Regions from separate parts of the Mus musculus genome. Here all the other regions are linked to region 1. The links are chromatin loops, found by intact Hi-C in ENCODE. Cell type or tissue: heart. All regions are shown on one strand.

Region 1 (8,000 bases):
TAATGACTATTCTCCCACCAACTAAACTTAGATAATGCTGGTAGGTATGCTAGCTATAACTGTTCTGCATTTTTTTTTTTTTTACAAATTATCCATTTACAACAGGTTCAAAATTTTTAATTTTTTTAAAAGATTTTTTACTTTTTTATTTATGTGTATGTGTGTGCATCTGTATATGGGTGCTCTGTGTGTGCAGGTGTTTGCTGAGTCCAAGTCGGGTATCAGGTCCCTGGACCTGGAGTGACAGGGCTCTATGAGGCTCCTAAGGTAAACGCTGGGAAGTGAAGTCAGCCCTGTGCCAGGGCAGTGCACACTCGTAATAGCTGAGCCAGCTCTCTGCCTCAAGCTTCTTTCTTAAACATTTAAGACCTAAGAATTTATTTTTAAGAAATTTGAGTTAGAGTTTCTCTTTGTAGCTCTGGCTGTCCTGGAACTCACTCTGAAGACCAGACCGGCCTCAAACTTAGAGATCTGCTTGTCTCTGCCTCCCGAGTGCTGGGATCAAAGCAGGAGCCTCCATGTGTGGTTGAAAGTTCTCTTTTAATACACAAAACCTTAATGTCCTTCTGCTCCCCCCAAGTATAATAATGATATAATACAATAAAAAGAACATAGAAATTAAATAAAATATTACTTGAATAACCAAATGTTTATTCCACATCTATCCTTTTATGAAGGCGATCATGCATTTTTACCTGAATTGTACTATACTTACCCAGGCTTGGTGACTATAATACATGCAAAATGACTTTCTTAGGGTGGGACTGAGAAGAAAGGAGGGAGGAGGGACTGAGATTTAAATGTCAAGTGAATACATTAAATAAATATATGTACATATACAAAATAGGTTATTTTACAAAAATATGGAGACAAATTAATTTAGGGAATTTTAGACAAATTTTTATGTATTCTCTTCTTACTATTATTTTTTTTTATCGTAGGTCTCATCAAAAACAAGTCAAAAGGAGTAGTTAAGATTCAGAGAAGAAAGGCGCCCTTCGTGAAAGTTGTATATGAAAGCATTAATTAGTGCTAAGATATAAGCACATTAAATTTTTACATTAGTTTCACTAAATATTCCTATACGGTGCTTCTACTGTGATTTTTATTCTTCTACAAACCAGTGTCTTGTTTCCATTGGTGACCATCTATTAGAAGATATATTTTCGCCAGTTATGATCACAAACATTACATACCCTTGACAGTCTAAACCTTTTCGAATGATTTTAATTTTTAACAATGTGAGAAATAAAATCTTTCATCCTGAGCAATCATGTTGACTGTCCCCCTTACTGTCCCCTGCGCCACTCTGCACTTGCTTCCTTATGTAGAACTTGTTGATAATCTCGTTCAGTTAGGAAAGTGCAATCGTACAGTGTGATTTTATTTTTACTTGTCAAAGAGGATAGGACACAACGCCTTAAGAAACCATGAAAAGGCAGAAGAGATGAATGCGTAGTTGAGAGTAGCTACTTCTTATCCATAGGACATGAATTCCTAGGACAGCACTTTCCTTGGGTAGGTAACAGCCATCTGTGATTCCAGTTCCAGTGCTCTGCTGTCTTCTTCTGGGCTCCACAGGCACCTGCCCTCACTTCACACACACACACACACACACACACACACACACACACACATACACACACACACACACACACACACTCACTCACTCATGCATGCACAGATACACATGCACACATAAACTAAAAAAAAAAAACCTGAAGCTTTCTACATTTCCGTCAACAATTACGTCAATTATTGTATAAAACTAAACATATTAAATACCAATTATAAAATTATACACTGTATAAATGCTTCCAGCTCAAACTGTTTAGGTAGCACTGGGTCCATTTGCACAACAGAAGAAAGAAGAAAATGTTGCTAATTCTGGCACTTATTTAGAGGGCGCTGATTTTTCTACCAGTGGTTCTTATTTTATGTTACTTTTATGAAGTTGGTGTTTGTTTTTATTTTCATACTCTTTGGGGATTCCATTCTTTCTAGACTCCTTGATTTGAACTCAGAGGAACACCTGTGTTTCCTGCATCCTCTCTGCTGCATAAAATCCCTTATCTTCCCACTACTCCTACTCAGGAGTAGTCCTTGAATGATTCATACACAGTCACTTTCCTAGACAGTGTTACTCAGAACACTGAAAAAGAGCGACTGGGATAGATTGGTTTCTAGTAGTTTATTTTATAAAAGGATACCAGGGCAGAAAGTGGAAGATGGATAAAAAAGGTGAATGAGGAGAGAGAGAGAGAGAGAGAGAGGGGGTGGGGGGGGGAGAGAGAGAAAGAGAAAGAGAATGTAGCAGATGTTTACCAAATAATAGTTTTGTTACTTAAATAATATTTGTTACTTACTTAATATAGTGAAAAAATATTTAAAAAGTAAGTTTAAACATTAGTTTCAATGAATGAATATATTTTTATGAAATTTAACATTTTCATGAATAATCCCCCAGCAAAATATAAATCAGCATATGATGATACAAATGTGCCAAAATCATGAGTAAGAAAGCTTAGTGATCAAAATTTACAATCATTCTATTAAAGTGAACGATAGGGACTAAATGCTCCCCATTGGTTCTTAACAAACACCAACAGCCTTAGTTTTATAGGGAATATAAAAAGGCAAGACACAGAAATTAGTTCCAAATAGTATGCTGTGTCAAAATTCCTTCCATATGTTTATCATAAATAAAAAAATCCAAGAAAGCTCCATGGTCAAGGGGGAACGTTTATTAAACTCAGAGGCTCTGGCCTCCTGTGTGTGTGGTTGAGACGCTCTATTTTCTCACGGTTTGGAGCCATTTGGATTCATAGACAAAGAGGAGAACAATAATGCTCTTTGGAAGACGATCAGTCATTGACCATGGGGGAGGGTGGTGGTAAGACACCCCAGGAAGATGATGAGTAGGTAGTGAAATAGTTTTCAACATTCCCTCAGACTTTGTAATACACCGTGGATGACAGCACACTCACCGGGGGAAAGCTTTATCGTTTCCCTGAGTGTGACTTGGGAAAGGCTTTGCCCTTCCCGTGGATCTCATGCATCGAGGTCTTTAACCCGGTGGTATCCATATCAACAATACACATCAATGCAGGAATTCACCTCACCCCGTATATATTGGACACTTCCCCCACTACTGGCCAAAGTTCAGGGGATGTCAAGGGAGAGGAGAGGAAACATGGACTAAGTTAGAGGACTGGAGAAGCTGTATGAAATCCTGTCCCCTGGACATGACATGGCTGTCACAATGAGCGCACAGAAGCTATGGTTACAAGACCTGCACCAGATCAAGCCAGTCATCATTCCACCATGGTAGAAGAGAAAGACCACACCCCCCACACCTGGATGAGACACTATTGACTGTAGATGCTTGCCGGGAGAGAGCGACTTTTCTTTAGGAGTAAGGACACTGATAGATTCCCATATCCCAAAGATGTCCCTTTTAGACATGTGCATATGAGCAGCACTAATTAGACTCAATAAGTTATTAAAAGAGAGAGAAAGGAGAGGGGAGACTTGAAGTGGGAAGAATGGAGTTAGGGGGAGATATGATCAGTTTATATCAGATATATGTGTAAATATTTCAAAGGTTCCAAAGAATAAGAATGTTTTAAGCAAAATCTCAAGAGGAGAGAATGATTCTTTTGGCAAATTTTGTATTCTAGTTGCAGTCTGACTGTTTAACCTGGTAGACGATCAATTGATTTGTGCTCAGTGGGTGACTATTCAGAAACTTCTTTCTGGTGATTAAACTTTTGAAGAGCTGGATCCTGGAGATAATGAATATGCACGAAATACAGTCTTTGGGAAAGGTTAACTCAGGTTTAAGTTTTGGTCACATTGTTTTGAATGAATACTTTGCAAACTTAAAAGAAGTTGGCTTGTTAGAAGGTGAGGGACATTTACCAGTGTGTTAGGAATTGTTGAAAATCTGATTTGTAGTCCTCATCAGCTGTTTAGAAGTCCTACATTGGGCATTTGGTGTGTGTATGTGTGCACGTGTGCGTATTTGAGCACACACACACACATACACAGCGAGAAAGAGAGAGCGAGCAAGCGAGCGAGCGAGCGAGAGCACATCATATCTTTTCTAGTTGAGAGTGAAAAAGGAATAGGACTTTGACTCCCGCCAACAAGTCAGGTTTTATGATTTGAGAACAGTTAACACTAGGTGGCAGGAGAAGACTGCAGATATCTAATGCCTCAACTACCACAAAACTCCGTATCTTCCCACAGGTCTTCAGAGTCTCATTCAAAAGTGCATCATGTTACTCTTTAATTTATGCATTATGTGTATTACCAATCATTTTATAGTTATAAATACTTATATTCTAGAGAACGGGGTGGTAGTAAATAAAATGAATGAAAGTGTGAAGAAAATAGGATAAATCATAAATTTCTAAAGACACATAATTTCCCAAATTATACTGACAGTAGGGTGAATAGCAGTGTCTCCTAGTATTGAAAAACATTAAAATTATCTGTCGCCTCTGAATTGAGTGATTAATTTGTTTTTTAGATATATTAGTCATTTACAAAATGACCCATGGGTCAAGATGTCAAATGCAAATTTAAATTAAAAAAACTTTCATTTTCACAATCAAGATTAGTATTCGAAAACATGAAGCATTTCATATCATGCCCAGTATAAATTGCTGCCATGAGAGGAGAAAGCATCATTTTCAATGTGACCTAACTCTGTTCCAGAAATAGAATTATTTTAAATCTTTCTTGGAAAGGGTATTTCTGTGTCTCAAATGAACCGTTCACACGTTAATTCTTGGTCTTGATTTACTACTGGTCCATATATACTTTTCATTCAAACAGGAACACTCCTGAGCATGGAAGGAGAGCTCCCTTAGAACTGAGAAACTAGGCCCCCCTCCCCCCAGCCTGCTTATGGCCAGAGCCCACTCCACCTTTCTTAAACCAGGCATTTCTACATTTGTTACATTGAAGTCCCACCTTCCTGTTTGCCAGTCCCTACTCTTTCTTCTCTCAGCAGTCTGTCTTCAGATTCTCAGGAACACCACTAGTCGGACAAGTTCCCACAGGAGTTCAAACCCACCAAGACATAACAAGAATCAGGCTTTGTGGAGAGATAAAATTTTGGCCGACTCTGATGTAATTTGACTCTCTTGGGGAAAGACATTATGAAATACTATAAGAAATACTACAGGCTCATGAAAGCACTTAATTCCATGTGTGGATGACAGGCATAGGTTGCTCACTTCAAACTCACACTTTGCACTTGTAAAAATCTGACGCACAGCAAAACTCACTAAAACATTATTATTTACCTTTGATAAATGATTTGTATAAATATAGCAGAATTAGTTTTTTAGCTGCAGTAGTGGCATATTCACTCTCAGGAGTAAAAATTGTTTTACCAAATGCAATTAATTATCCTTTGCTTTGGAAAAACTCCTAACAACAGTTCCTAGGTAAAATAGTACAATATGAAGTCAACTTACTTCCTTAATAAATTTTCTTTTTGATGTAAGTGCATAAGAATTATGTGCTTCTCAAATAGCGAATTCTTATAGGGGCTAGAGTACATTAGATTTTAATTACATTAATTATTTAAAAATAAATAATGGATTTTTCATGATTAAAAACACAAAAGAATTGCTATTTCTGAATATTGTAACAACATTTTCACAAAATAATTTTTAAAATAGTTTCTTTGATGACTCTAGCACATTTACTAGGAATGAGCTATCTACACCATGCTCCATGTGATAGTGTTTTGTTTTGGTTGTTTTTAAAGATCTGTGTTTCTAGGCATAGCTATAGAAACTCAAGTGGTCAGTTTAGTCAGCAGAAACCTAAATTTGTCACACATGACTTTGGTTGAGGTTGTCTAACATGTGGACATAAGACTTTTAATTAGCATCCTCCTGATTAATTGCCTTGTGAGGCATGGCCCACCTCATCAGGGGAACCCATCACTTCATTTAGAGACTTCGTTACCTTTGAGCTACATAAAGGACCACAATGGAGGCTGCAGGTCCTGCAGTAACATTTTAACGTGGACAAATGCCACTGTTCCTCAAAATGAGTTTCATCTGTGCATCATTACTCACTATACAGAAACACAGATACTGCATGGATGCACTCTGAGTGGGAACCTTTGAAAGGGGCCTTCTGCATGGGAGCACTCTGAGTGGGAGTACTCTGCATGGGAGCACTCTGAGTGGGAGTACTCTGCGTGGGAGCATTTTGCATGGTTTATGCCCTGTATGGTTATACTGGTAGCATTCTTCTATGCTTTGTCCACTCTCTTTTAAATGGTCAAAACAGAAGACACTTCTTATTTGGTCTTAATTTCCTGAAAAAGAACTATTTTTAGTGTTCATCTGAAAGTACAAACTTGATCACCACTAATCAGATAATTTTAAGTAGCTTCAGTGTGTTCTGGGGAAAGATGACAATGTAAAACACACGTAGAATACATAAGACTGAATGAATGTACTAACAATACCCCATTGGCTCGGAATCACCTGATTTTTGGAAACAGTTTCATTTAGCTTTACCATAGCTATCCAAACATTTGTGTCATACTAAAGCACACACTTGAGAAGTTTCTTCAATCTTTTCACTTGTTTCTACATGTCTCAGCACAGTCCAGCTTCCCCAAAGTCCTTATAGCATGTATTCATATTTTTTTCATGTTCATAACGTGGTAACTTTTAATGACCTTATTATTGGGAAGTATGTTTACTTTTCTTTCTATGAAAGACACATGTATGATACTAACAAGAATTATCCAGACTCTTCATGCACCACAGCCATAAACCTACATACACAACCAATAATTTATACTAAACACTACAGGTTGTATTAAATTTCCCATTTACAACAGCACCATGTATATCTATTATACAGGAGAATGATTGCCGGCTTGTGATCTTTCAGGCATCATCTAAAAGAACGAACCCCTTTACTTACTAAGACTCTGCTGTGTTTGAACAAATCCAATGAGTGAATCAAAAACATGTTAATGCTTTAATACTTACTGGAAATGTATGTAGCTTTGTATACACCAGTCTGTGTCTCAGAGGTCAGATATTCTTAGAAATGGATACAGGAGCATATATGATGATCATTTAGAAGTTAAAATCTAGTATTTGTTTTGCCTGAACTTTAAGCTGTAAACATCATACTTAAAAGTTCTGTCAGTATTGTCCCAGTGAGTATAAACATCTGCAAGGGGACATGATTACTCTCTACTGCTTTCCTCCTGAGCCCCTGTGCAACATGCGACTCCACATCAGAACTCTGTGGTTTCACCCAAGAATGTGTTTTACTGTTTTTCTGATTAATGAGTTATTATTTTAGGAGGCAGTAGTGATTTATAATGCTGACTTTTCACCCCATGAGCTGAAGGAAACAGCACAGGAAAATATAATTCAACAGTTCCCTATAGAAAGCAAAACTAAAGTGTCCACAAAGTAACTTCCCAGTTTATCGCCGTCTCTTAAAACTACATTGTGTAGTTCAGCTTCTTACACAGACTTTCCATTTTCAGTGATGGAGATGGTCAATTATGTCCCATATTTCTAAACGGATGCATCCTATTCTATATCCATATACAGAATTAAAGATTCTGCAATAAATCTCCTCCATGGATCAAGATAGGAAACATTTAAAAATGGCGGTGTCTTTCAGGAACACGATATCCAGAGATTCTGCACCCTGTGTCTTTAGTGCGGTTCCTCATCTGCTAGGACTTTGAGCTCCTCATCTGCTACTTGGTTGTAGTAGCTTCGCTATTCGTCTGTTCCTCCAAGGTGAAGCAGCAAGATTGTAGTAGCTAGTTAGAACTTGCCATTTTCTAAATGTTATAAAATATGTTGATTCAAAGTTTAAACAGACAAATTATATTATTTTATCCATCCTTTCCAGTTTATACGTGAGACATTTGATGCAAAGATCATGTGACTTTTAGTGCTGTCTGGCTTCAGGAGTTATGATTATTGCCA
Region 2 (8,000 bases), 790 kb after region 1:
TCTTCCCACCACCAAAGCCTATGTTTTTTTTCAGAGCCATTCAGGTGAGAATGGTTTACCAAAAGCAGCCCCTCTCCCCCCAAGCCCCCACATGGATCCCATGCTGTCCTTAAACTGAATATATAGCTGAAGATGACCTTGAACCTGATTTCCTTGCTTCTATCTCCACAGTGCTAGAATTACAGAAACATTCCCACAGCCACCCAGTTCCTGCCGTCCTATAGAGTAACGTGGGGCTTCATGTGTGCTAGGCATGCATTCTAACTGAGCTACACCCCCAGTTACAAAGTCTTCTAAACAGAACATACTGAAATAACACTAGTACATCTTAAAAGTTGGATGGTTTACAACCTAAATTATCAATAAAGCCTTTCCCTGGGCTTGGGAAAAAATTTTACCTAAAAGTTGGCACAGGTTTAGGAGTGGGAAAGTATTAGGTAGGAAAGGGAGGTTAGAGTGAATCCGAAACTACAAAATAACTGAATGTATAAGGTTTCAAAAGTTACAGGGAAAAAGGGTGTATTTCAGTGGATGAATTCCGAAGACGATTGAAAAGGAGCTCAGAAGAGGCTGTAAGGAAAGGACTGCTTCCCTCTCCACATACCTAATTGTAGTCTTAACAACCCTGACCTCCTTTCTCCTCTGACCCTTAAGCAATCCTACTCCTTTTACAGGCCAGCTTCCGCTCCTTAAAGGTATTAAAAACGAAGCAGGAAAAAAGCCAACGCTGACGGTGTTCTTCTCAGGTAAGTAGGTTTTATTACTTGGGACCCTAGGGTAGGCAGAAGCTGACACCGCAATAACTCAGTAGTCCTGTCTCTGAAGACACAACCTAATATATTTTGTTGGCTATTTATGAAACAGAGACACTTTGCAAGTATTCAGCTTCAAGCAATCAACTGTGTACCTCAGAAGAAATTCACCAGCAACTAATAGTTTCTCAGTTCTCTTTACAATCCTGGGTCCTTTCTGCAGTCTAGATTACTATTCTTCAGAGCTGCATGTCCTCAGAGGACATATTTTTTTTTTTTAATCTGCTTGCCCTAAATCCAAACACACCCCCAACCCAAGTCAAGAATTATACTTATTTTTCTTTTGTTCTTTAAGACAGGATTTTGTACTGCACCCAAGGTTGACCTGGAATTCACTATGTAGTCTATGCTTGCCTCAAACTTGAAATCCTTGTGCCTCAGCTGCGATTACAGGCTCTGCTTAGTCTACGATCAGAATTTCTGTTGCTCAAAGCTGATTTCAAAGTATTATTCTGGCTGTAGGTAAACAAATGTTATATACTGTTTGGGAACAATATGTGAATGGAGAATAAAACTTCAACTTTACAATACTATGTGATATATTCATTTCAAGGAGAAAATACATACTCATAGTAAATCCATGATATCCCAGACAGCTTAAAAGAATAATAGGAAACACACATAATTTTCTTTTGTTTGTTTTATATGAAATTCAACTCAGAAGCCACAATATAAACTCACTGCATAGCTCCAAAAGTTGTCAAGACATGCTACGGTGTTAGAGAAATTATAAAATAAACCAAACTAGGCTTAATTCTATTACTGCATGTATTAGGATAATTTTAATCAATACTTTCTTTAAATGCACTTATCTTATTTGTTTTGCTTTTTTTGAAACTGGTTTCTCTGTGTAACAGAGCCCAGGCTGTCCAGGAACTTGCTTTGCAGACCAGGTTTGCCTAGAACTCTAAGATATCTACCTGTTTCTGCCTCCCCAGTAGGATTAAAGGTGTATGCCACCATGTCAGCATTAATGAATGTATCTTTGGAGATGTCTTCACTAATGAAAGCTAAAGTTGAGTTCTCTTTACTTCAAAAACAAAAATATTGCAACCACTAAAGAAACCAACCAACCAACCCTTCTTGACTAAGACTGTACAGAGCAGTGGTAGAATTCACCCCTAGAATGTGATGCCTTGGGTACAACCCCTAGAAAACCAACGAAATCTTGTTAGAGATGAAGGAAGACAAAATATATTCATGATTTTTAGGGCTAATAGACTATTATAAATAACTTTAATTTTGCTGTTGTCTTTCGATCGAGACAGGGTTTCTCTGCGCAGGCCCAGAGTCCTGAAACTTACTCTGTAGACCAGGCTACTCTTGAATTCAGAGCTCTACCTGCCTCTGCCCTTCTGAGTGTCATCTCCACTGTCAGGTGACAAAAATTAACGAAACAAAAAACCCTTTAGTCTCATTAATTAAAAGTGGTTATAGGTCCAAGTGGCCTGAAATACATTCTATAATGTTTTGTAACATTTATTTTTGAATGGAAATTTTACTGTTTTGTGGTCTATTTTATATTTATTCAATCTCAGTAGTTTGTAAGTAAAATGCTATTTCTGAATGTCCTTTGTTGGCACAATATTGAATTGCCACCAGATTATTATTCCCAGAGATTTAAGTCTCCCAAATCCTGATTTTTTTCTTCAGATGTAAAGGTGACAATTATTTTTCTTTCTTTTATTTTCCCTTGGACAAGAGTTTCTCTGTGTGCTCTGGCCATTCTGTAGACCAGGCAAACTGTCTACTGAGATGAAAGGCACACACCAGCACTGCTTGGCAACAGTTTTGCTTCCAGATGTTTGGCTACGGCAGTTCTACCTTAGAACTCCAACAGTCAGTAAATTATTAGATGTGTTCACATTAATTTTATTTAAATTAAATCAGCCAACTTTAACTACATACAATCTGACAAAAGATTAATCTCATTAGCGTGTATAAAGGAACCCTGGCGAATTCTCACTTCTATCTTTCAAGGCTATAACAATCAAATGTTGAAAAAAAACGATCATAAGCAAACATCTCATTTCGAAACCCCAAACATTCATTCTGGCTATTTTAATAAGAACGAGCCTACTAAAGGTTACTTTATACTCAGATGCTGTAAAATAGTCATCTTTTCTTCCAACTACATCCAAGTCTATGAGGTACCATTTACTTTTAAATGAGGATTAGTATGGAAGAAATACGTTTATCGAATGTGAAATTTCATTACCTATCTTAAGGAAACTCAAGTAGACAATCGTTGTAACCTGAGGAACATTTAAGAACATCAGTACCTTGCCTCACTCACTGAATGCCTACAAGTTCAATGCATTAAAAGACGCTCGTGTGTGTGTGTGTGTGTGTGTGTGTGTGTGTAGGTAAACTGGGAGCTCCCAATTTAACATAGGTACTGTGACAGAGCCTACGTTTAATTCAGACTCCATGTATGAACGAAGCATTCTGTACAAAACCGCTGGGCCACGCTTTTTGGGAAACCTCTGTTCTTGACACGAAAGTTTCCAGATGGACCAAACACCAAAAGAAACAACAACAACAAAAAAGTGGTAAATAGTCCGCTGGCTCTTGAAAATGAACAGCGCTACCTCTCACTGCCTGATAAAGAAAAAAACCAAACCCAAGGCGTCAGGTCAGTCAGGAGGGGCCTTCCAGAGCGCCACTCAGCTTGTTTTTTCAGGCACAGCCCGAGGAGCCGCGGAAAGTCGTGAGCATCGAAAGGCCGGGCCGGGGGTCCCTGGGCGGCCGAGTGGGCGCGGCGGGCGCGTGGGTGGAGACGCGGCGAGCGCGGGGGCGCAGCGGCCTCACTACAGCGATGAGGGGCGGCGAGAACCACTTCAGTCGGGGCCCACCGGGCCGGGCGCCGACACGTGGCCCCGGGGAGCCGCGCTCCGCAGCCCGGCGAGCCCCAGCCCGGTGCGGCGGGGAGGGGGAGGGGACGTACCTCGATGATCTTCTCCTTCTTCTTCTGCTCCGCCTTCTTGCTGCCCCCGGCCTGAGCCTGTTTCTTGGGGGGCATCGCGGAGGCGGGGGGCACCGGGCCGACTGCGACGCAGATGGCTACCGTCGGGGCGTCCGGCAGCTCGGCGGGAGCAGGAAGACCCAGCCGCCGCCGCAGCGCACGGAAAGCGACTCGCTCATTCGCCGCCCGGATGTGGCCTTTGCGACAGCACGGCGCCGCTATGCACTGTGGGGCGCGAGGCGAGGCGCCCGGAAGTGGAGCTGCGCGTGCGCTCCGGCTGCGCCGAGCCGGGAGGGGGCGTGGATGAGACGTGGGAACTGGGAAAGGCGCGGCGTGTGACGCCTCCTTTTGGTGAGGCGCTTGCCACTTGCTTGGCTTCGTCCTTCATTAGCACCGCGAGTGATGCCTCCTCACCTCACTTGTATAGACCCCTGGCGTAGAGAGTTCTAGATCTAGTTAGCACTGGACAGTACCATCTTGAGTAATCACGGAGCGGCTGCATCAATTATGAGCTACTGTCTTGTCCTCTGGAGGGGCAGGGTTGCAATGCAGCACCTTCAGTATGAAGTTGCGTAAAGAAATAAAGTTTCATTTGGAGATCGTCAGACGTGGAGTCCTAGTGGGTGAAATCCTTAGTTTCTCTTCAAGTCCTGTACTAATTTTAGGGGGCTGCCTTAACGATTCCGGAAAAAAAAAAATCACTATTTTACTATGTCAAACTAGCCTAACAGTATGGGCCAAGCCCAATTTAAGGTTAGTTTAAGTGTTTGGTAAATTCCATAATGACTTTACACACACGATTTCACTCATTACATCTACACTGAGGTACGAATGGTTAACTGTTAGCACTGTTTGAGATGAAACGCAGAAAGAAAGGTGGCTAAATGTAAAATCCAAGATAAGAATTTCAGCCTGGTTAGTCTTGCTTCAGGGCTCTGTTTATATTGTAGACTAAACCAAAAGTATGGCTTTTGATATGCAAATGAATCTACTATTTTTTATTCAGCCAAATACTGACTTTAAAAAAGCACACAATGAATGGCTGTTCTTTTGCATGGTTACTGTTTTACCTACATTGATTAACAGAAGAATCATCCTTCCAGAGAAGGGAGTTATTAGTTTTTCAACAATTTCATAAGCAGAAAACTACTTTGGAACCCTAATGCCACCATGAGGGAAATGGACAGTGTTCATCTGATGGCAACCAAAGCAAAAAGAGACACTTAGGGGCAGGGGACCCAATATTCCTTTCAAGGGCTTTCCCCAGTGATCTACTTCCCTTCATGTGTTCCACTCTCCCTAGGAGTGTCACCCAACTCAACAGGAGCCTTTGTGGAACACTGTGACAGTTTACTTTTCTGTATTATTTATTCTTCAGAAGTTGATTAAGAATTCCTGTAGTAGCAGAATGTAGTAATCTTAATATCCCCCTTTTTAGTGATTCATTTAATGTCTCTAATTTTAAAGAATTTTTTTATGGCAATCGTAAGTATGGAAAAGTTGTAAACAATCTAGAATTTCACAGTCATAGCTGAAAAATCATAGTTCACTATTATCTTTTGTTCCTAACTTCTAACTAAACCTATCCCATGCTAATGCTAGACTATGTGACCAATATTCTTAATATATTCTCTTATATGGAAATTAGAGTTGGTTTTAGTTGTTTATAACCAAAATTTGTTATGGACTGAACTGTTATGGGCTGAATTGTGTTTTCAAAACTCACAACGTCTACTACTTCAGAATGTAACTACATTAGGAGATAAGGGCATTATAAAGGAAATAGGTAAGTTAAAATGAGACTTTCAGCATAGACCTAATCCAATCTGAATGGAGTCCTTATTAAAAAAAAAGGAAAAATTGAGTTTAAAATTTTTTTGAGACAGGGTCTCCTTAAGTTGTTTACATTGGCCTTGAACTTCTAGCCTGGACTGGCTTTGAATTTGCCATCCTCCCATTGAGCCTCCCGAATAGCTGGAATTGCAGATTTGTGTTATGAGCCCTGGTATAAGAGAGAATCTATATTGTGCACAGAAGCAAGAAAAATCACATGAAGACATAGCGGGAAGGTCTGTGTCAAGGAGAGGCCTTAGAAGAAAGCAAACACAGGAACAGGACAAACACAGGGATAGGACGGAGTCTAGCAAGTCAAAGCTTTGAGTTCAATTTCCAGCATCATACAAACCAGGTATGGTAGCACAAGCCTGTAATCTCATCACCTGGGAAGGAGAGACAGAAGAATCAGAAGTTTACGGTCATCTTTGGCCACAGCAAGCTCAAGGCCAGCTTGGGTTGCATAGTACCTTACTCTGTGCATATAGCCTCCATCTTGTTTAAGTATCAAATCTGTAGTACTCTGTTATGGAAACCCCAGCAAAGTAGTACTCTGGTAGTAGTACTCTGGTAAGGCTTAGGACTAGAGTATAGACATTGCCACTGTGGTGAGCAGAAGCTATTTTATTCCAAATCTTTTGATAAAAATAAGGCTAACTTAACTGACCATGTAAATTGCTGACTCATCTCCTGAGTTGGGAAGGTACCTTCTAGAAGTGTTTTTATTTAAATATTTAATGCTTCAAGTCCTTTGACTTTCAGACAGTCTCCTTCAAGTCATTTTCCCCTCCAAAATAAACTATGACAAAAGACTTGCCAGCAGAGCATGTAAAATCTCTTTTAACCTGTCAATTTGAGTTTCTGTACTGTAACCCTTCACCGCAACCTACAGTGACATAACATTTTCTTAAGTGGATAACTTATCTGGTTCTGTTTGAAATACTTCTTGCTACCATTATAATAACTATTATGGCATTTGTCAAGAAGTCGAGATGTACAGTTTCCAAATATTGTTTTGCTTCACTGAAGCCTAAACCACTTTTCATGACCCCCATCAATCATGCCTGTTCCCTAGTAATAGCTTTCCGGTGCTTTCCCATGTCCTCTTGCAATAAGTGCTAGGAGTCTGCACTTTCCCTAGCACAGGAGTGAATGGTTTTTAGCTTCTGTCACTTCAATTGATATTCCTCATTTGAGGCCAACTTTTCCTATTTTCCACCTTCATATACCACTATGTCTCATGCCTTAGAGCTTTTTCAAGGTCTTACATATATGATTGTACAAAGAAAGAAAAGTAAAGAAAAAAGTCTCTATTCCATGTAGGTGCCATAGCTAGAAGTGTTAGTGGACTGTTTTTTTTTTTCTTCAACCTCCAAGTTTAGTCAAATCATAGCCACGCCCCTCCTCCCTCAGTTTGGGTAGAATTGGAGGCCTTACATGTGGTGAGCAAGTGTTTTCTTATGAGCCACATTGTTCTCCTCTTCAGTATAACTCAGATGCCTGCCTTCAATCGCACAATCTTATTTCAAGGCTGCATTTTCACTTGGACTATTTTGAGGGGGCTTTTACTTTCTTTATCTTGTTCCAATTTCTTCACCCAGTATTACTCTCAAAATAAGTCCTCTGATACAACTTTGATGGTGTAACCCTATTACTTAAATGTTTTCTTTCTAACCATGTAGGAATGGTTTTATCACAGGTTTTTATTTTTCCATAAACTTAAGGTTTTTATATTACATTCACGACCATTCTATAGTTACATTAGTGACAATCCTACTCTAGCAGGCATTACTATTTTTTATTTTCTTCATTTACATTTCAAATGCTATCCCCAAAGCCTCCTATACCCTTCCCCCTGCCCTGCTCCCCTATTTTTTTTTTTTTTTAAATACAGTTACTGTCTTAGAAGCTAAGTCTAAACTCTATAAGGATTTTATTCTTTTCTGGAGTTTATGAATGGCCTAGGATTGGTGATTATATCTTGTTCTTATTTTTTCACAAAACCATGATGAATTACATAAATCAGGGATCAGTAAGTGTGAGTCAGTGGAGTTAACAAAGAATTCATATGGAAGATCATATGATGAAAGCAGCAACTTAGACTATGGTAAGTAAGACCTTGATGTCTTTACTGATGAATAATAGTACCTACTGCACCTTGTCTCTTAGAGCTCCATAAGTGTGTTCATAAACATGAATGGTGTGGCCAGATGTGGTGGAAAAGGACTCTCATCCCAGTCTTTGGGACACGGTGGCAGGGAGGTCTGTGAATTCAAGGTCACCCTGGTCTACATAGTGAGCTCCAGGAGAGCCAGGACTATATAGAGGTACCCTATCTCAAAACACCACCACCTACAAAATCCAAACCAAACCAAACCAAACCAAACCAA
Region 3 (8,000 bases), 390 kb after region 1:
ACAGACCTAGCCTTAGTGGGGCAAACTTATTAGGTAGTCTTTTTCTCCTGCTTTTTTCCTGTCTTTCCCAGAACACTGCCCTCGGTCTACTTGGTCCAATAAGCTAGCAATACAAAGGTGCCAACACATGGGAGTTCTTCCTCTCCATCACAGCCCACACCCAAGCAGTCCTCAGCAAGAAATTAGATGCTAAGTCTCAGATCGCTTGCTCTCACTTGTTTCCCAACATCTTTGTCAGTTTACTATATTAGAGCTGTGTGGCAAGAGTATCGGGATCTTTTTCTGTTCTGTTCTCTCCACCTTAAACACCTAGCACAATAATTCATCAACAACACAAAATCTGACCCACAGAATCTCTGATTAAACTAATGGGAACGGCCTCAGCACTGGAGACAGGTTAAATTATGAGCTCTGTAATACGTTACTCACAGGCTTACGTGATCTGATCCCAGACTGACTCTACATGACACATAATGTTTTTGTCCTACTCCTCGTGGTATTCACAGAGCCCAGCAAAGCCTCCAAAATTAATGAATTCTACTCGATATTAAACAAATAATAATTGTCGCAGGAAGGTTTACCTTGCTGACTCAGGAGGTTTATAGATGAAAAATTCTCCCATTTTTTCTACTCCCTACTTAGCAATTTCTTCTCAACTAACATCAAAAGGCTTCAGCTTGCCACACAACTTTGCAGTTCCTTTCTCTGCTCCTCTGCCTGATAATACACTACACTCTTTAATATTCACTTGAGCCACAGACTGGAAGGATCCTCCAATTCTTCCTTATTACTCTGTGCTTCCGAATATCCTGTTAAAACCTTTAGATGGAATTGAAGAAAATAGGAAGTTATTTCATCCTTTGTTTTTAAATTACATATAAATGTGAATATAGGATATATACATAAAATCATAAAAGCTTTAATGGGATCACATTTGATGTAGATGTTCCCATGCTATTCTCATCGACAACCGTGTCTCATGCCTAGAATATGAAGGTAATCAATAATAATGTCATGTAATAAAAGACTAAGTCTAACCTGTCAATATTTTACAATATTAGGTAGTAGATAAATTTTACAAAAGCTGTTTCTTACACAGAACACAGTAAGTTGCATAAATTTTTATTGAAGATAATAAAAATATATTGGTAATATTTGTTTTTCCATATTCAAAATGTAATGAAAGACTTATCATTTCTATTTCAGTCAATATTCTCTAAACCCAGAATTAATAATATAATTTTAATTTTTATAGTGCTATGAAATAACAATATATTACATTATTTTGGCTTTTAGATACTTAGTATACATTTCATAAGTCATATTTGTGGATATCATCATAATTTGACTGTTTTTCAGTCAAATATATAGCTCTTCCCTGTATTAAAAATGAAGTCTCATAAAGTACTTTCATGTGCATATCAAAGAAACTATAATCTTTCCAGTAAACCCCAACCTAAATTTCTTTCATAAGTAAACACCAAGTGTATAAACATAATATTAACAAGAGAATTTGACTAAATGCTTACTAGATATTATTTTGATAAAAAATTGAAAATTATGAATGCATGTGGCATTTTCTCTAATTGCATAAGGACAGGAAGGCTAAAGGAATGTTGCTTTATTTAAGCAGCTGAATTCTTTGGTCCGATGTCATCTAGACATGTCACAGGGCTTATTCTATATGGAAAGTAGTAGAAATAGGAGGAATACAAAGACTATGCGCTCAGCACTTTTATAATTTATATGGTTATTGTTTATGGTTTGAACATATACAAAATGTCATAGAGGATGAGAAGCTTGGAAATCATTTTTTAAAACTGATAGATCGCTTATGAGCTTGCACCCAGTGAACACTGGAAAGAATGTAGTTAATAATAGTTTGAAGGGTCAAAGGCAGCTAGGACATAACATAGTAACTTAAGAGTAAAGCAAACAGTTGTGGCACTATGCACAGAAGATGATGGGATTATGTCCAATAGGAACGTTTTGCTGTTCATATCATGGAATAACAAAAACTTCAGTCTTTCATTAGAGACATTTTTCTCCCAGTGAATCTTATGTTTATATTTTTATTTTATCTGTGTCATATAACTTACATATTCTGTTTTAATAAGTATTTATGCACCTATCTCCTCAAAGCCTTTAAAACCATGTGCTTCGTTGACACCACCTTGGAATTCCCAGAGTTGGACTTTAAAATTAAAATGAACTTACACCTACATTTTTCTCATCATTGGCCAAGAAGGACAAAACCTTCTTGTCCCATATGACACAAATTTGTTTAATTTTCTGGCACAACACAAGTTCTATAGCAGAAGCTCCAACTCAGAAAGCAGGTCTGACCCCTGCTCCCCCTGGGTGCCGTGTGTCATGTTTGCACCAGGGTACGTGTAAAGAAACATTTTACAAAGGACGATTCTAATCTATCTCTGCAGTTCACTAAACAATAAAGATTTTACAATTGTACCCTCTAAAAAGTATGTGTATGCCGTCAGGTACAACAATTCTGTTTATGGTTCTAAGACAATACGAAGTCAAAGTTTCTGACAACCCAAAGCATTGAAACACTGATAAGTGTAAACAGCATGAAGGGAAAAAACTGTGGGAAACTTTCGGAGTGCTGGGTGGGGTGGGGAAGTACTAGTATTTCTTCAGGATTCCCAGAAGTTTTCATGGAGCAAGCTGACGTGTGTCATAGCTGTGGCATTAAAAACAACAAATGTTTCAGGCAGGCAGTAAAACCATCAGATGAATTAAACTAGAAATGACCTGTGAGCCAGGCCCACATTGTAACTGAATACTTTGTCCAGATAGTATAAAGAGATTTTAAATGTTATTTAGGGTCTGTATATTTAGCTTTTATACATTAAGATACATGTTAGTAACTCTTGTTATGCACATTTCATTCTTGTGAGAATTTCTGATCAAGAAAAAATTTCATAGTGTATGTGTGCATGTTAAGGCTTACAAACATGTTGTGTGTGATGGCTGGATGGCTCAGCTGATAAAGATGCTTGCTGTACAACCCTGACAGCCTGCATTTGCTTTTCACTTAATGGTGAAAGGAGAGGACTGATTCCAGACTTTCTGACCAACACAGAGACAGACAGACAGACAGACAGACAGACAGACAGACACAGAGACAGAGAGAGAGACACACAGAGAGAGGGGAGGGGTATGGGTGCATGCACAGACCTTTAAAATTTTGAAGCTGTGTTGCTTTAGAGAGATCAAGGGGCTAAATGGGAGGGTTGGACAGAGAAAAGAGAAGGAGGAAATGATACTATTATAATTTCAAAAAGATAAAAGTTACTATAAAAAATTTAAGAATTTAAAAACCATATTCAATGTCACTTTCTCATTACATCTGCCTTCATGCATAAAGCAAAATATATACATAACTCATTTTATTTTAAATTTGGGGGCTTCTTTTATTAAATAACTGAAAGTTATTCTTGAAGGTTAGCCCACCTTTGACTCCCTAAGCTGGAAGAAACAATCTTACAGTCTTAGGAGAAATTATACTCAAGTCTATCAAAGAATACACTACAAGCATTCAGATGCTGTCTTGTGAAGGCATACATTTTGAAGAGATTGCATATGTGTTTCTCTCTTAAGAAACTTCACAATGGTCAGTAATGTTGCTCTTTGTATCAGAGATATTTTAAGCTTTTATTCCCCAACTATCTAATGAACTGTGGAGCATCACAGAACACAGCGTTACTATGTTCCAGTGTCTTCTCTTTAAAGGAAACATGCTATCAGAAGGAGAAACAGCAAGTTCTCCCAGGTTACAGACACCTTAGAAGAGGAATGTCAAATGTTCTCTTTACTCCAGATGTTCTGATTTTTCAGCATCTCAGCCTTCTGCTGGATAGCTCTGTCACACCCACTGATGCTGCAATAAATGAACTGCTGAGAGCAGTATCACTAACCCAGGCTCATCAGACCAGCAGTGGTGTGTGTGTGTGTGTGTGTGTGTGTGTGTGTGTGTGTGTGTGTGTGTGTGTGTGTCTGTCTGTCTGTCTGTCTGTCTGTCTGTCTGTGTGTGTCTGTGTGTGTGTGTGTGTGTGGTGTGTGTGTCTGTGTGTGAGTGAGTGTGTGTGTGTGATGTGTGTGTGTGTATGTGGTGTGTGTGTGTGTGTCTGTGTGTGTGTGTGTTTGTGAGTGAGTGTGTGTGTCTGTGTGTGTGTGTCTGTGTGTGTGTGTCTGTGTGTGTGTGTCTGTGTGTGTGTGTCTGTGTGTGTGTGTGTGTCTGTGTGTGTCTGTGTGTGTGTGTGTCTGTGTGTGTGTATCTGTGTGTGTGTGTGTCTCTGTGTGTGTGTGTGTCTGTGTGTGTGTGTGTGTGTGTTTGCAGAATGACAAAATATAAAGAGTCTAATATTTTTCATGCACTTAGCTTTTATTATGAAAGTACGTGGGTATGTGGTAAGGTCGGTTTGAACTTGGGGTCAGATAAAAAGGGCTTCTACTGAGGGGAAGGAGAAACACCAGCTGACCCGTAGAACTCACTGGCCTCTGGATGCACAACTTGGGAAAAGTTGGAAACAGTGTAATCTTTCACAGACCTCTCACTCCCTCTTGTGATCAGTAAGTGAAATGTAAATAGTGCCTACCGGCTTCAAGAGAGCTCCTGAATCCCAAACCTAGACTATAAATCCTAAGTATAATGAAGCAGATACAAAATAAGTTACACTTCTTCAAAAAACTCACTAAAAAGGAAATTCACCAGGATTTGGTGACTGTATTAAATTTGTATTTGTTGTTGTTGTTCAATAGGCACATATTTAAATGTCTCCATTTCTTCATACATAGGACTAAATTACTTGACAAAAAAATCAGAAGTCTTTAGGAGATTGTAAACTAGAACCACTGGCTTACAAGTCACACTTTTACTGAATACAGTGGTATCTGCTAGTCACTTAGTGACTGACTCGGTTGTAAGATCAACTTTCATTTTATGGGAGAGCTTGTGTTCAAATATGACATTTAACTTACCAGAAACCCTAAACCCAGGAGTTAGGGTGTTGACAATTCAGATATACCAAAAGAAACTATCAAGTGTTTAATTTAAATGAAAAGGTGGAAGTATAATAAGATGTTTCAAATGATCTTGAGGAAAACTACATTCTCAGAGACTTTATTACAGTACATCGTTATAATTGCTTTGTTATTAGTTATTATTGTCAATCTCTTACAATGCCTTAATTAGTTAAAAGTTGTCATGGGTATACATGTATAAAAAATGGTTTTGTATATATGGTGTTTGGTTTTATATGTGATCTGAAGCAGCAAATGAGATATACTAAAATATATCACTTGTAGGAACAGAGAAATTGTTGCTTCCACAGACACCTGTATTTAATAAAACTGGAAGATGGAACAAAGTGAAGTGTGACGGTACTCATACCTATAATGCCAGTTGTTGTGAGATAGAAGCAGGAAGGTCACAAGTTCAAGCCCAACCTGGCTACATGAGCTGTAGGTCAGCCTGGCAATTGTCAAGATTGGTCCGTAAGCCAACAATCAAAATTCTCAACATAAACAGTCTCCTTTGGGTTCTCAAAAAACAACTGAAGGAATCCAGTTGAAACCACCTGGTTTTAAATTTTAGATTAAAATGTAACTCAGATGTGTTGTTCTCTGCTAACCAGCATTGCACAGAGCCTTAATTTGCCTTTCCAAGAGTTTCAGTGTTCTCTATAGAAGCTCAGGACATCTGCTTAAACCTCCCCCTACTCAGTGCCTTATACCCCTTTTCTGCGACAGCACACAATTTCACAATGTGTTATATCTGTTTCTTTATGATGATTTCCGGTATATAACTGCAATACCAACCCCCCTCCATGCCCACATATGCATACCCACAAAAAAGGGAGCCACAGTGTAAACGTTGTTTCATGTATGGCCGTTGCAATCATAGGGTCATTTCTGGATATAAGAGTCTTTAACCTACAGTAATAATTCCCATCACACAATAAGAGAAGGTAGAGTGTCAAGCAGCAGCTCCATCCTGTGCCAGATTAGGAATACTCTCTACACTGCCTCAGTTGACTTCATGAAGCCCCCGGTATTAATTTAAATTACCTTTGGCTTATAGAGATGAAAACTTGAAGCCCTGATAACTGACTCACCCAGGGTTGCGTGTCTCTCTCGGTGGCTCCAGTTTTTACAAATAGGTTTGTTTAACTCTCAAGGCCAGGGCTGCTTACCCATACCAAATAAGGACATAATTTTGGTCCATGTATTTTTTTTTTCCGGTGAACTTTGGGTCTCAGATAAAGATAGCTATCCTCTCTTTCTATGTCTGACAACCTTTCTCTTGAGTCTTGAGTTATTCTCAGTCCTCAAATATGGAAACATTCTCAGAGTAAACAAATGAGTATTAGGTCATTAGACCAATTTTCACTTCAGTCCAAGAACTATCATTATTATTATTTATAGGATTTTATTGAGTGTTTTTTGCATGATGAAATACTGTATAATTCTAACCGAACTATATCATGTATCATTAAAGCATTTGGACAGTCATGGAAATTACTCTCTATTTATTGAAAGCTATAAGCCAATTCTGTGTTAGACACAGGAGATATCATGAACTGGTCACTGGAGTTTCTAACTGTTGAATCCTAGCAGTGGAGTGAAGATATAATGGGTTAAGCATCACAGTAGACATTAAAAACGAGGAAAGAAGCAGAACCGGAATCCCACTAGTCCCAGGCAGATCTGGAGATCCCAGGAAGTGTCCAGTGAAAGAGAAGATGACAGAGTTCCATGAAAAGGAAACACTACATGGAAATGGTCAAATTCAAGATAAGCTAGCAACAGTACTTTTCAGGATTTTGGAAGAGAAACCAGAGAAAGGACAGGTTGGGAAAGACATTTAAGTTAAGTTGAGAGATTGAAGTTTTGTTATGAGTAAATCTGTGACTATAAGAAGATGAAACATCTAGCCATAATGTAGGTAAGACACCTACAGGGACTTCTACAGCACTGAGCATAAAAACAGTTAGTTAAAGGACACAGTGGAGTAGTGCATAAATAGGAAAACTGTTAAGATGGATAAGTGATGGGACTATATATGTCATGTGTGTGTGTGTGTGTGTGTGTGTGTGTGTGTGTGTGTGTGTGTACACATGTATGATATAAGGCTGTAATGAAGAGACAACCCAAAGGCCAGCTAGATAAAATACCATATGTAATATACAAAATAATAAAGAAGGGGGTCTATGTATATGAATAATATATAAGCACATTTTATATTTCAGGAGAAATTGTGTTAGTTCTAATCTTAAATTTAGATATGTTATAGTTTGTATAAAAAGAAGGCTGTTCTCAACAGCATTGTAGAGAATAGGAACCTGAGATGACCATTTTAAAGCTAGTGTGATTGGAGAGCAGTTAAGAATGAAGAAATGGCCTTTCCAACTTGGGCCTGGCAGAATGGCTGTCTCAAATAAGGGTGGGGAGAACAAGAAGGGCCATTCTAGGACCAAGGAGGTAGGAATCCAAGAATATACCATCAACACTCACAAGCACATCTATGGAGTGAACACAGAAGCATGCCACTCAGGCCCTCAAGAAATCTACAAGTTTGCCACGAAGGAGATAGGGACTCCAGATGTGCATATTGATACCAGGCTCCATAAGGCCATCTGAGCTAAGGGAATAAGGAATGCTCCATATAATATCCATGTACATTTGCCAAGAAAACATACTGAGGGTGGGGATTCACCAAATAAGCTCTACACATTGGTAAGCCTGTATCCCTGTTACCATATTTTTAAAAATCTACAGTCAATGTGAATGAGAATGTACTACTGAATGTCAAATGAAGTTACAGAACCAACAACAGCAGAAGAGAATGGTGAATAAATATGGGTGAACACTCGGTGAATTACAAAAGGAGGGGGAGGAAGAATGCAAGAGACAGTGGACTGGATGAAGAGATACAAAATGCTATCTTCTGGGGATGAGATATGAATGCATAGCAACTA

What was found. Peaks named below come from ENCODE experiments on the same cell type or tissue, not always from the same donor. Only the 100,000 strongest peaks of a DNase experiment are listed, where the experiment ranks them.
Region 2: it touches region 1 in a loop (4-fold over the local background); 6 of 42 quality-filtered maps call a loop at or near these places.
Region 3: it touches region 1 in a loop (6-fold over the local background); 17 of 42 quality-filtered maps call a loop at or near these places.

What each region holds. Positions count from the first base shown.
Region 1 is chr2:84,426,126-84,434,125 of GRCm38, reverse strand. Tfpi (tissue factor pathway inhibitor) reads left to right here. Exons shown (of 9, transcript NM_011576.1): 9 at 942-1,266. The coding sequence ends at 1,030. Among named protein-coding and RNA genes, the nearest start is that of Calcrl, 4.9 kb to the right of the region's middle. In heart, CTCF peaks have their summits at 4,181 (motif pointing right) and 5,057; no DNase peak of the experiment used is centred here.
Region 2 is chr2:83,640,487-83,648,486 of GRCm38, reverse strand. It overlaps Zc3h15 (zinc finger CCCH-type containing 15), which reads right to left and starts at 3,909. Exons shown (of 10, transcript NM_026934.3): 1 at 3,760-3,909. The coding sequence starts at 3,834. In heart, a CTCF peak has its summit at 4,108; a DNase peak (open chromatin) is centred at 4,026; H3K4me3 peaks cover 2,479 bases; H3K27ac peaks cover 1,456 bases.
Region 3 is chr2:84,034,060-84,042,059 of GRCm38, reverse strand. No RefSeq gene overlaps it. Among named protein-coding and RNA genes, the nearest start is that of Zswim2, 97 kb to the right of the region's middle. In heart, a CTCF peak has its summit at 4,596; no DNase peak of the experiment used is centred here; H3K27ac peaks cover 782 bases.